Linked DNA regions of Mus musculus: region 1 is linked to region 2. The links are chromatin contacts, found by Hi-C in ENCODE. All regions are on one chromosome and are shown on one strand. Each heading gives the region's core, a stretch centred on a gene start or an enhancer-like site at or near the end of the contact. The rest is flanking DNA. Distances are from core to core; before and after follow the strand shown.

What was found. Hi-C counts contacts between places; a loop is a spot of excess contacts on that map.
Region 1: a loop to region 2 is called in a map of T-helper 1 cell, with 2.4 times the contacts of the local background. The contact joins the promoter of Nckap1l here to the promoter of Itga5 in region 2. A Hi-C loop is called at or near these places in 5 of 37 maps with a recorded cell type or tissue (CH12.LX, T-helper 1 cell, T-helper 17 cell and 2 more).

Annotation. Positions count from the first base shown.
Region 1 is chr15:103,452,366-103,456,328 of GRCm38, reverse strand. Nckap1l (NCK associated protein 1 like) reads right to left here and starts at 2,504. Exons shown (of 31, transcript NM_153505.4): 1 at 2,348-2,504; 2 at 1,248-1,358; 3 at 397-489. The coding sequence starts at 2,449.
Region 2 is chr15:103,364,106-103,368,194 of GRCm38, reverse strand. Itga5 (integrin alpha 5 (fibronectin receptor alpha)) reads left to right here and starts at 1,404. Exons shown (of 30, transcript NM_010577.4): 1 at 1,404-1,895. The coding sequence starts at 1,669.

The DNA.
Region 1 (3,963 bases), core at 1,255-3,754, 87 kb before region 2:
AATGCTTAGAGTGGCTGTATTAATACTACCTGATATAAGTTTATATTTTGTTTTCTTTAATTGTTTTTGAAACAGGATTCTGTGTAACCCAGGCTAGCCTAGAACTCAATATGTAGCTGAGGCTGACTTTGAATTTCTGATTCCCTTGCCTCTACCTCCTAGGTGCTGGGACTGTAGATTCGTGCCACTGACCATATCCACTTACATATTTCTTGAAGTAATATGGTAAATAGGGTATTTCATATATCATTTATTAACACTACAACTTAGACATTTTTGAATACTAGTGCCTTTATCCTTTTCTTTCAAGAACCTACAATAAGCAACATAAATGAATACCTACTAAAAAGGCTCAGCCCCTGAAGCCCATGTTAACCCTGGCTACAGAGGACTCACCCGAAATTCCATGACATCCACAAATGACTGGTAATAGTTAGTGAGGAATCTAATTATCTCAGCTTTTTCACGATGCACTGGTCCTAAATGTTGCTGAAAGAAACACAGATCAAACAAGACATGTAAAATTAAAAATAAAATTAAAAAAGCAACTGCTCCAAGTAACTAAAAACTAAGAGTAATATCATTCTTAACCACTGAGCTATCTCTCCAGACAATCATTAGAATTGAAAATTTAAATACCCAGTCATTCTTTAAGGGGTGAACATGCTAGGGTGGGATCAATAGCTCGCCAGCATTCTCCAGTCTCTAAACAGAAATTTTCTATCTGGATTGGATGGCCAGATGTGATTCAAACTACAGTCAGAAGACTAGCTGAAAGGAGATTTTCAGTTTCATTTCAGTGAAGACATTTGCTATATAAATCAATAGGAAAAGAAGCAGAGTATAAAGATACTATGAATAGAGTGAGAGAAATCTAGGGATAACACAGTACAGGAGTATTGTGCTGTATACAGAAGTACAGGATATGCCACTGGATGCATAGCATGCAGCAACAAAGAAGCATAGTGTAGATCAAGTGCTACAGTAAAAGATGTGCCCGGCAAGGTTGGTGGAGATGCTTCTCTGTGTACCAGGTGTCCTCATGAACCTGGCTGGCAAGACTGTGCCCCAGTTCACCATGGGAGGCTCCCATCTGAGCTTACGACCCTCAATGCCTGAAGCCCCGAGTCTGAGTCTAGGAAACTATAGGTGGCTACACTTAAAGACAAGACAAAGTGGAGAGTCTGCAATAATCTGCCATGCAAGAATAATGTTACAGAAAGGAGGAAATGAACCCAAGTTCTCACCGTGCTATTTCGGACATCTATGTTGGGAAACTTCTTGTTGATGTACTTGAGACATGATTCCATGGACTTTTCCAGTAAAAAAGGTGGCTTGGATTTTGAATCTGAACAGGTCTACACATAAAAAAAAGTAATATTAAACTACCGTACTATTTTTCCATTTAGATACAAGCCTTTGGATGCATCATTCACTCCCACTATCTCTTTTGGAAATGGCAGTCTGAAATTTTATTATAAAAGCATGAGGGTAGTTGAAAACCAAGTTCGTTCCAGACAGTGAACTAGTACTCCTAAGAGCTAACAACCTGGCATCTTGTCTTAACTGAGGCTTAGCTCTAACACAGAGAGGAAGCTGCTTCCCCACCCCTCCTCTGAAGCCGGAAGTAGTGAGAAAAGTGGCTGATCATAAGTTGGACTTTATATAAAGCTCTGGGTCCCAAGAGACTTTACAAACGACATGACAGAAACCATATTCCTGGTGCTTTACTACAAAACGCACAAAGGTCCGTTTCCACAAGTTCCTTCTTTCTCTTCCTGGAAAGTCTCACAATTACCCACCTTTATCCTGCCTTCTACAGTCGCTGGCTCACCTTTTGGCATCATCTTTGTCCAGTTTCATAGTTACTCTCCTAAGCACACACACGCAGCATTCACAGCCCCAAACTACCTTAGAAAACACCACTTCCTTAAATGTTTCCCCTTTTAAGGAAATAATTACACACAAACATACACATACACACACAAACACAATTTTTGCCAGAGACACAACTTGAAAACTCAAAAACTAGAGAAACTGACAATAAGTAAACCCCAAATTCTAGACCCCAGACCCTTAATCAAATCACTCACAACACAAATATTCTCTTTCCCACCCAACCCTAAGTCATAGGGGAAAGGTGATGCTCTCAAAAAGGCAAGAATAATACCTAGAAAGGACACGCCTTAAAAAGAAGCCTCCCTCTATCTCCCCAAACTGTGGGAACCATACCGTCTAAGTGGCTGAAAGCCACTTAAAGCAATGGAGAAAAAGATATGGCTTGACTATTGGGCCTGCAGGCCTCCAGGTTCCTGCCATGATTTGCTAGACGGGTCTTCTTGCTTACCTTCTTGATGTTGTACATGCGGATGAGAACTCCCTGTCCTCGGTCATTCAGGATCGTGAGCTTCTCTGCTAATTTAAGCTGATAGGCAGAGGTCAAAGACATGATGGCCACCGAGAGAGAGGACCATCCGGATAACAAGACCCAAATGCCCCAAATATTCTCAGCCTGGCTGGCAACACCCTCTGTGTAAAAGGACCCGCCCTGGTTGGTGCACCGAGCTTCCGGTTGCTTCTGTAATTGGCTCATGGAGGATAGCAGTCACTATGGCTCACAGGCCTTCAGAGCCCTCTTGTGCTTCCTCTTGCACCCTCAGCAGAGGAGACTTCCTCTTTCTGGTTGTGCAGTACTTCAGTAAGAAGTGGGCGGAAGCTGAGGAAGAGAACAGGCTTTCACGGCTCCTCACAATGCAGTACCAACTGTTCTGGCCTTCCCTCTCCCCAAATGTCCCAGACAAAGCACACACCAAACAAATATCTACTACCAGCCCCATTCACCTCTACACTTACCCTTTTAGATCCCGGTCAAGAATGCCTGTTATTTTCTACTGACCCTTAGGCCCCAGCATCCTTTAGGACCCTGGTCTCTTTCTAACTATTCCATTCAATGACATGTTCACTATATTTTATTTATAAACATAAATATATTTATATATAAACATATATATACATACACACACTCTCTCTCTCTCACACACGCACACACACATATATATATATATCACATGGTTGCAAGGGTTGAGAAAGTCTTGTAAACCCCAGGCTATACTCAATCTATCTCCTTATGTAGTTGAAGATAAGCTTGAACCTCTGATCTCCTACTTCTACCTCCAGTGTGCTGGGATTAGCTTCCTTGTTATATTTTTAAGCATATGCTTTCTCTCTCTCCCACCCACATCATATGTTCCTTCCTAATGACAGGTATGATATCTAATATTGATATCCTTTGTAGTATTTAGTACAGTGAATCAGTAAGCATGATCCAGCAGTAGCAGCAGCACTTGGAAACTTGTTAGGTTTGATAAACAATAAAACAAAATATTTTAAAAGAAACTTACTAGACACACAAATTCTTTGACGTCACTCAAGACCTGCTGAACACAAAATCTTTTTTTTTAAGATTAGTTAGTTAGTTAGTTAGTTAGTTAGTTAGTTAGTTAGTTAATGTATGAGTGCATCTGCATATATACTTGCATGCCAGGAAAGGGCACCAGATCATAATATAGATGATTATGAGCCACCATATGGTTTCTGGGAATTGAATTCAGGACCTCTGTTAAGAGTGTCCAGAGCTCTTAACCACTGAGCCATCTCTCCAACCCTCAACCCAAAATCTTAAGGTAGAACAGGCATGTTTTGTTTTTGTTTTTTTGTTTTCAAGGTGTGTGTGTGTGTGTATGTGTGTGTGTGTGTGTGTGTGTGTACACTCAAACACATGACAAAGGAGGACAGAAGAGAACATCAGATACCCTGGAGCTAAAGTTACAGGTGGATGGTGTGAAACTACTAACTTAGGTTCTCTGGAAGTGCATCAAGTACTCAACCACTAAGCCATCTATCTCTCCAGCCCCTAACACATGCTATCCTACAACAAGTTCTCTGGGTGACTCCAGTGTGCCC
Region 2 (4,089 bases), core at 155-2,654:
CTCCTAAATCCTGGGAAAAAAATCTAAAAGTCTGGGCTGAGAAAGGAGAGGGCTGGATTCACACATGTGGGACCCAAGCCTCACATGAATGTCTATAAACAGTAAATAAAAGTCCATTCTCCTCTTCACCTGGGTTCCCCCCCTGGCCAATCACACCAGAGGTTGACTTTGGGTACTGCTTGCCTCAGATCCTGACCCACAGATTCCTTATGTTTCCCACCTGACGAAGGGTCAGGACCTGCAGATGTGAAAGTGGAATGGAGCCAGGGTTAGGCTGTAGTCTGTTCAGCTGGCCTCTCTCTGGGGCTGCAATTGGCCCTGGAGATCTGCTTTTGAAGATCTAGCTGGGTGACTGAGGACAGAAAGCAGAGTAAGAGTAACAGATGAGAGGAAGCATGCAGCAGGAAAAAAAAAAAAATGACTCTGGGATTTTTATTCAGCATCCCCTCAGGCCACAACGGGTCAAAAGAGAAGGGCAAGAAGAGGGCAGGATTTTACTCTGTGGGCCTTATTCTGAAAGGGGAGAAGTCCTGGAGGAAAAAGGCTGAGAAGGGAGTAGAAAGCAAAGGGGATTAGGGGAGACTGTAGGCCTCTCTCCCCTCCCCCCAGACTAAGATAAAGACCAGAATCCTGAAAGGTGATCTCATCACACACAGCCTGAGCTAGGGGCTAACAAGGTACCTTCACTTACTACCACCCCTTCCTCTACTTACACAAATAATGCAAGTGTCTTGGGTTTCAGATGGCCAACAGAAGCTGAAAGTTGGTTCCCTTTGAAGACTCCCCACCACCACCATCACAACTGCTACCCATCACTTATCTTTCTGGGGCTTATCCAGGAAATCAGGCAATCTGATGAAGGAACTGAATTGAGAGGTTGGCCACTTGGTCAGGTATCAAATCCAAGAAAGGGCCAGAACAGAGACTTCCAAACCCAACGTTAGCAAATAAAGCCCAATGCTCCTGTGTCAGAGACCCCAAAAGTCCTATGCTTTCCACTCTATCAGCTTGGGGAGGGGCAGCCGCGGAATTCCCGAGGCCAACGAAGCTACCCCAGGAGGCTGTCTGGGGAGCGTTCAGTGACTGGGCTGCAGAGTCCCAATCTAGCTGGCCAGAACCCAGGCACCCAGTGGCCCCGGAAGGCAAGGGGAATCCCTGTTGGCCGGACGCCAGAGGAGTCCCCTGTCTCTCGACCCCAAAGTTTTTTTCCTGAAGAAATGAGGGAGACACACACACACAATATTCAGGCTCCCTCCGCCCCCCAGAGGTGATTCCTTTCCTCATTAGGAAATTTTCTGCTCCCTTTTCCGACTACTTTTCCGAGCGTTTACGTTGTACATCTGGAAAGGAGGGGGAGGGAGGAGGGGGAAGCGGAGAGGAGGGCGAAGAACCCAAGCCCGCCCAGTCTGAGCCAGGCCAGACCACCGGCCTCCAGCTGGGGCCGGAGCCAGGGTTCAGAGGTGCGGCCCCCCACGCCCCTTCGGGTGCGGGGCGCGGCCTCGGCGTCCCCGGGACCCAGGAATGCCCCCCCGCCAGCCGGCCCGGCGGCCGGGGGGAGGGCCCAGCCGGGAGTTTGGCAAACTCCTCCCCGCGTTGAGTCATTCGCCTCTGGGAGGTTTAGGAAGCGGCTCCGGGTCGGTGGCCCCAGGACAGGGAAGAGCGGGCACTATGGGGAGCTGGACGCCACGGTCGCCTCGATCTCCTCTCCACGCGGTGCTGCTGCGCTGGGGGCCCCGACGCCTACCGCCGCTGCTGCCTCTGCTGCTGCTACTGTGGCCGCCACCACTCCAGGTTGGGGGCTTCAACCTAGACGCGGAGGCCCCGGCGGTGCTCTCCGGGCCCCCCGGCTCCCTTTTTGGCTTCTCCGTGGAGTTTTACCGGCCGGGAAGGGACGGGTGAGTGGCGAGGTTGGCGGCGGGAAGCGGGCAGGGGGCCACCTGGAAACTGGGGGCGCGCCGAGGACTGGAAGCGACCAGGACTTGAGTTGGAGGGCGGAGTTTGGAAAGACCAAGACTTGAGTTGGGGGCCCAAGCTAGAATTGGGGGCCCGCGCTGCAGCAGGGAGGGACCGTGGCCGACGTGGAGTGTGAGATCGGTGTCGAAACTTGTGTGGCATGAGGAGAGGACCCGAATCTAGAAGCTGGAGAAGTACAGGCAGGGTCTAAGGGCCAACCGGGAGGAGAGGGCGCAGAAAGCTTAGGGTCTCTGGCGATCTGTGGGCTGCGGGAGACCTGTGGCGGGTGGGAGTCGAGGGGGGTGCGGAGGCCGGGCAGGGCCTTAGGAGGCAGTGGAAGAACCTCGAGATCCTCGGTGGGGCTATTGAGAGGGTTGGAGCTGGGTAAGCGTGTGCCGTAAGAGGAAAGACAGACTGAGAGGGTCGGAAGGTTATGTGGGGGCCAGTCTCATCCTCCCCTCCCCCATCAACTCAGACTCGGGAAAGACCCGGGAGGAAGACGAAGGCTCCCTCCCCTTTCTCCTCATTCTCCTGAATTGCCTCCCACCCCCAGTCTCTTCAGGCGAAGAGATCCAAGAACTTGGGGAGAATCCCAGAACCCTGGCACTGGGGGTACTAGGGCTAGTGGCCGGATCAATCCAGGGCGGTGCACGGATGTGTCGGGAGGGGTGTGAGTGCGCGCGCCTGAAGGGGGGTGGGCGGTTTCCCTCTTGCTCTAGCTCTTGGGAGGAAGAGAAAAGCTGATTTCCTGTAGCTTGTCGGCTGTAGTAGAACTCAGACTTCTGGGACTAGGGTCGGAAGCTGAGAAAGATATAGGCTCTCTGGGCCCAAGAGCATCAGAACGAAGGTTCCTGAAAATCTCTATGGAGAATCCTTATTTCCGGGTAGTAAGCAGACCTAGACTGGTGCCCAGAGGCTTGGGAAAATTAGAGGCCACATTGAAACAAACGTGTTTGTTTAAATAAGGAGAGGAGGTCTGGAAGTAAGAGAAAAGTGACGGTCCCAACTGCTGGGCTAAGGGACCCCAGATGCCATATTCCTGAACCCCTTTGATGACAGCAGTAGGTGTTTCTCCACCTACTAGCTCTGAGCCTCTCTCTGCCCATGGCAGCACCTACACCGACCCTGGGATCTTAGGGCTTGATTGGACCTTTGTCAGAAGTCATCTGATTTTAGCTGTTATTTAATTAGGGGGCTGGGGGTGGGATTAACTCTAGCTAATTTGGTTGGGGAAGGGACAGTTTTTTTAACTTTATCTGAGGGACTTAGGGATGGAAAAACAGAAAGATAACTAGGCCACAGCCGTTGAATTTGAGCTTTTCAAGGTCCCCACCCAACCCCCACCCCGCACCCTGGCCTCTTGCCCAAACCTCATTTCATCACCCTGTCCCGGAGCCTCTGCCAGGGTCCCCCAAATTTCTTACCACAACCCTAATGGAGCAGAGAGGATGGAGGGGGTATAGGGTCTTTTCCCCCATCAGGGTGTCACTCTTCCCCACACAAAACTGTCAGTTCTCTTTTAAAATATCTGTTGGACTTTGCACTCCCAGTAGCCCCTGGCCTGATCCTCCAGTCCCTGAGGTTTCTTCTAAAACAAGCCCCAGCCTCCATTCCTCAAGAGAACCCAGGTGTCCAGCTCACATTCTACTCCGCCCTCACCTTTGCTCTGGGCATAAGCTCTGGGGCATTCTCCTTCCTTGTGACTTCCCTCCCAGCACCTGTGTGTTTTAGACTCCCCTCCACCCCTCTCAGCCCCTTTGTGGCTGTGGTCTTGGTGTTCCTTGTTCCTCCTGCATTACTTCTCATATTGAATAATGAAGAGAACGGGGTGAGCTCTGCTGAGGTTACACAGACATAAAGGGGTGAAGAAGCTTGAAGCCAGGCAGCTCTGGGTGTGAGTGCTTACCATTCACTAAAGAGCCCGGGCTTGAGCAAGTTACTTAAATCCTTGCAGTTCAGCCTCCCCTTGCACAGGATACCTAACTGATTCTTAGGACTGAAGGAGACAATAGCTAAAAGGTGCCTGCCCACAGAGGATGAGCAACATACACAAGGCACGAGTTCTGTGGAGGAATTCCTGATTCTGATGTTCTTCCCTGACACCCTCCTATTCTAAGTTTTCCTTTCTTTCTTACT